2 separate regions of the Homo sapiens genome follow, and region 2 is linked to region 1. Evidence: read pairs that join two places in POLR2A ChIA-PET (ENCODE). Cell type or tissue: A673. All regions are shown on one strand.

Region 1 (2,500 bases):
AGCAGTAAAAGCCCAGAAGGAGCCATGCTGAGGAGGGGGCGGGGATACACACGTCATTCTCGGAGGTGCCGCAGATATTGCAACATTTGCACTCGATGCACTGCCAGCGGTATGTCTTCACTGCCGCCATCATCACGGGGGTAAATTGGAGGCAAGATGGATGCCCTGTAGTGGGGGAAGTGAGTGAGACAGACAGTCGGAAATGCGGGGGGAAGAGAGGAGCTCCTGCCTGTGGCTACATCTTCTCTTGGTTAGGAAAAGCGAGGTGGGCTGGTTATGACAGCCCTAGAGGCCAGCAAGCCAAGAGCCCCTTGGGGACTGGGCAAAGCAGCAGCCTTCACGGGAAGCAGTACCTGAGCGGCCACAGTCAGAACAGGACACCAGCTCCTCGGGTTGTCCCGTCTTCTTGTTAATCTTTGAGTCCCCCAGGCAGAAGTCACAGTAGTTGTTGGGCAAGGCCAATCCATCAGGACCCTTTTTGGCTACAGAGAGAAAGAGTTTTGATGACACCCATGGGGGTCCCTGAGCCACTCAACACCCATGCAAGGAGTGGTTTTCATAACCAGGCCAACTTCTGCTTGCCCACCACTTCTGACACCTCAGCTTACATTTCTGCTCCTCAGACCTCTGGGAAACAGGAGTGGGTGGTTGAGAGTCTTCCTTGTCCTCGCCCTCCTCCTCAGCCAAGTGGGAGTGGGCATAGTGGTAACTGAGGCCTGGTCGGTTCTTGTAACGTTTTCCACAAACTGAGTGGGAAGAAGATTGCAGAGAAAGGTGTTAGGATACAAGAGTGCCATGTCCCCATCCCTGCAAGCTGTGGGGGCTCCACCTGAGGCAGAGGGCAACCATCCCTTCCCCTAGCAGCTCCACTCTGGGACAGGCCTTGAGTGACGGCCACTTCCCCTCAGCCAGGAGCATCAGGCCGTGGGGCTCTCTAGCTTCTGGGGCTCTTTTCCCTCCTGAACTCCAACCCCATGGCCACCACTGCTCTTCCATGTTGACTTTTGGGGGGCTTAGCCCTTGCCCCATCACCAGTTAGTTGCTCTGGGATATACTAACAGTCTGGGACGCTCCAGGTCAGGAAAGGGAAGGATATTCCTATATCTTTGGGGTGGCAGGAAGGGGGAAAAGTGGATAAGACTCCAAACTTTTTTACCCCTCAGTAAATGTGGGAGGCTCATGCTACCCCACACACCATGGAGCCCATCTCCCCTGAATGTGGGTAAACAAGCAGGGGATGGGTTTCTTGGGGATAGCCTATCAATGAAGCCAGTTGGGCAGTTGGTCCCCAAAGAAATTCAAGCACACTCCCATGTAATTGCCCTGTCCAGGCCTGCCAATCAGCAAGGAAAGCAGATCCCCATGAGGCATTTTGTCATCTTGAGAAGTAATACCAAGAAGGGCAAGGGGGCCAGCAGGAAAGGAGTGGGGAGAGAGGATGGCAGGAGGAGGTGGTGGGGCAGTGGGGAACATGAGCTGACCACCAGCTGCCTGGTCTGGGGAGGGAGCGGAAGGGTCTGATTGTAATGGGCTCCTGATAATGCTTCTGAAGCCACCCCATGCACTGGGCCGAGCAGCTCTAGGAGCAGGTTTGTGGGAAACAAGCAGTGGTAAAGGCAGCCTTCAGGACTTTGAGGAGTAGAGCACAGCAGAAATTCCACTGCTCCTACCCCCATGCCATTCCAGAGATTTTAAAGCTAGCATCCCAGGAAATGAGAAAGGCAGGAGGAACAAGGGAAGAGGGAAAAAGGGAAAGGAAAACCACAAGTCTGAAAAGTTGAGAGAGCTACCTCTCTGGGGCGCTTTCGAGGTATGCTTTTGTTTGAAACTATCTGAAAGACAGAAAGAAAAGTCATGAGAAGAAGGCCTTGATACACTTGAGACAGGAGCAGCAGCAGCAGGAAAGCAGAGCAAACGAGAGAGAAACCCCAGCGGCGATGGTGCTCCCAGGGTGGAGGGACAGAAGTGGGGCAAGGCAGACAGAAAGAAAAAGAGAACAGACGTTGAAAAACTCAGTGTCAGACCCCTGGGGCCCTGGCTTAACTGAGGCCAGGAGACCTGCAGGCCATCTGTTGAGAGGCCAACCCTGCCTGCTGTGGCCCCCACAAGCAACCCTACCCCAGAGGATGGCAGAAATCTTTCCCAGAGCATGCAGGTCCCACCCGTCATATAGCAGGGACCCAGGCCTCCCAGGGGTCTCAGACGGAAGCAGTCAGCAGGCAGGACAAGAGCCCAGGTTTGTTTTAATACTCTGGGCAAAAACACAACCCTCCCTCCTCTCATATCCAGAGCAGGAGCTGGGTCCAAGGCAAGGTCTACCCACCCACTTGTGAGGCACTCACTGTCACAGGCATAGGGCTTATCCCGGTCCTCCAGGATGGAAGCATCCAGCTTCTTACGGGCACTGCCCACACCCTTACCCTGCCAAGAAGAGCAAAGAGACACCCTTATTTTGGTAGCTGGGCCTGAGGAGTTAGACTCTTTTGGAAGTGGCCGCTAA
Region 2 (2,500 bases), 56 kb before region 1:
TGCTGGGATTACAGGCGTGATCCACCATGCCCGGCCAATTCAATGTCTTTTCAACAAACGACACCGAAACAATTGAGAATCTGTAAACACGAACATGAACATTGACCTGTATATCACACCTGATGTAAAATATTGACTTTGGGATGGCTGGGAGGCTTAAATTTATACAACTTCTACAAGAAAACATGAGAAAATCTTTGTGGTCTTGGGTTAGGCAAAATTTCTTAGGAAACAAAAAGCATAAACCAGTCTCCGTCTCAAAAAAAAAAAAAAAAAAAGAAAATTGTGAACTTTGAACATAAAGGTGAGAATATCTTGGAGTTCAAAGCCATGAGGCAGGGAGAGGAGTGCCCTCGAGGGGGGCCAGGAAAATGGGGAGCAGCAGGGGAAGCTGGGGGAGGAGGTGGCTGGTGGGGGCGGAAAGAAGCTTCCAGGAGCATGTAGTTAAGCTGAGAAGGGGGAGGGGGCCCTCCTGTGGCAAAGCAGAGGCCGATGGGGCTAGAAGCAGCCCCCAGCATGGGAGGCGCAGGGGTGGGGTCTGGCTGCCAAGGGAGGGGTGAAGGGCACCAAAAGGAAGCCGGAGAGGTGTGGAATGAAGGATCCAGAGAGACCCGAGATGAAAGGAGGAAGGGGTGGGAACAGTCCTGAAAGGGCCCTGTGGGAGGGAGGGGCGTCTGATGTGACCCAAGTGGGAGAGGGAGGGGCAGGGGAGGGAGGCTGGGGAGGGAAGCAGGGGAGGGAGGCAGGGGAGGGAGGCAGGGGAGGGAGGCTGGGGAGGGAGGCTGGGGAGGGAGGCTGGGGTAGAAGAGGTGCTCGGTGCTGAGTAAAACACGACGAATGAAGGGGAAAATCAAACACAGGCTTGGAGAGGCCCAACGTTTCCACGCCCACCGCAGGTGACTGTGAATAGGGTCACAACAGCACTGGTCTTGGGGACAGGAGGGGAGGGTGCAGGCTGGTCTCAAAGCACTCAGCAAGCCCTCAACAAACAGCTGCCCGAACCCCACAGCTGCCACCACCACCGGCGTGGAGTCTGCAGACCAGGCCTCCTGACCTCCCAGGGCAGCTCTGGGTCAGCAGGACTCAAGGCACCCCTTGTGCCCAGGCCGCTTTCATCCTCAGGCCCAAGGCAGCTTCTCACCTCCTTGCCCGCCAGCCTGGTGCCTCTAATTGTCTGGGACCCAGGGCACCTGGGCCCAGCCTCCCCACCCGTGTGCAGGCACCACCCGCGCTACCTGCTTGGAGTAGATCTTGAGGAGCTTGTTGACAGGTGTGCCCTCGCTGTCCCCGTCGAACTCCAGCCACAAGATGGGCTCCTCCTCCTCGGGGGAGGTGTGGTCCCACGACAGCTCCTGGAAGCGCAGGCCCAGCAGGACATGCTGGCCAGCAGGAGACACAGAGCCAGGCTTGACCCCTGGGCAGAGGTCTGCTCCCCACCCCATCCCACTCAGACACCTGGCCAGGGTGTGTGCCTCTCCAAGGCTGAGTCTACATTTGTTCATGTGTTTCTGTAAGGAGAGAGCCTCAGCTTTCATCAGAGCCTGCCAGGGGCTGTGGTCCAGGGAAGCTGAGATCCCCTCTCCCACAACAGTCCCACCAGCAGGCCAAGCCCCTGACAGCGGGGGAGGCACGTGGGGGAGGAGGCAGGTGGGGAAGCGGAGTCTCTTCTATGAGGTCGGGCGTGGCATCTAGCATGAGGCTGAGCTGGGCCCTGCCTCCCAGGACACAGATGGCAGCAGGGGCTGGGGTCCTTCTTCCGGGACAACCAGAAGCCAGCCAAAACTCTTCTGCTGGCTTAGGAGCAAATTTCTGTCCAGGGACAGGTAATCTGCCCCACAGGGCTGGCTGCTGACGCGGCTCTCTACCCAGGGCTGGCCACCAAACGCAGAAAGAAGAGGACACGGTCAGCCCAAGAGGGCTCCCGTCGCGGGGTCTTCTGGAGCATCAGGCTGTTCTCCAGCCATCAGCCAGGCAGAGCAGCGGGCCCTGCTGCCCTCCCTCCACTCAGCAGTGAAGTCCCAGCTGCGGCCTCCCCTGCCCCGGCCACCCCACAGCCTAGCATGTTGGGCAAGAGGACCCAGGATCACCCTCAGGGGCTACGAGGACATCCAACGGAGGCAGGGTCCCTCCCAGACAGTCCATCCACCTTGCCCCCAGGCCCCCACAGGCCCAGAGGAACCAGGAAGACCTGAGTCAGGAGCCCCCTCCCATCCTCTCCACCCTGGAGGAGCTGGGGGCAGTACCTTCTCTCTGCTATCGATGACGTGCACGCCTTCCAGACTGATGGCCACAGAAACTGGCTTGCGCCCACCCCGGTGCAAAAAGCCTTGGGCCGGCTTGTCAACCTCACCGTGGAAGAAGGCACACCTGGGGAGGGGACTGGGGTCAGCCTCCGGCCAGCACCAGAAATGCTGAGGGAGGCTGCTCGAGGCCCCAACCTGGGCTCTGAGGAACTTCTGCTGTTTGGGTGACTGAAACCCGCCCCAGGGAAGGGAGAAAC

Evidence for each region. Peaks named below come from ENCODE experiments on the same cell type or tissue, not always from the same donor. Only the 100,000 strongest peaks of a DNase experiment are listed, where the experiment ranks them.
Region 2: POLR2A ChIA-PET joins it to region 1 with 18 read pairs; 18 of 35 experiments call an interaction of 5 or more read pairs at or near these places.

What each region holds. Positions count from the first base shown.
Region 1 is chr11:65,343,912-65,346,411 of GRCh38, reverse strand. DPF2 (double PHD fingers 2) reads right to left here. Exons shown (of 11, transcript NM_006268.5): 6 at 2,343-2,421; 7 at 609-746; 8 at 354-482; 9 at 53-165. Among named protein-coding and RNA genes, the nearest start is that of TIGD3, 9.6 kb to the left of the region's middle. In A673, no CTCF peak of the experiment used is centred here; no DNase peak of the experiment used is centred here.
Region 2 is chr11:65,399,603-65,402,102 of GRCh38, reverse strand. It overlaps FRMD8 (FERM domain containing 8), which reads right to left. Exons shown (of 11, transcript NM_031904.5): 8 at 2,244-2,367; 9 at 1,236-1,379. Among named protein-coding and RNA genes, the nearest start is that of FRMD8, 14 kb to the right of the region's middle. RefSeq lists an enhancer at 884-1,769. In A673, no CTCF peak of the experiment used is centred here; no DNase peak of the experiment used is centred here; H3K27ac peaks cover 1,392 bases.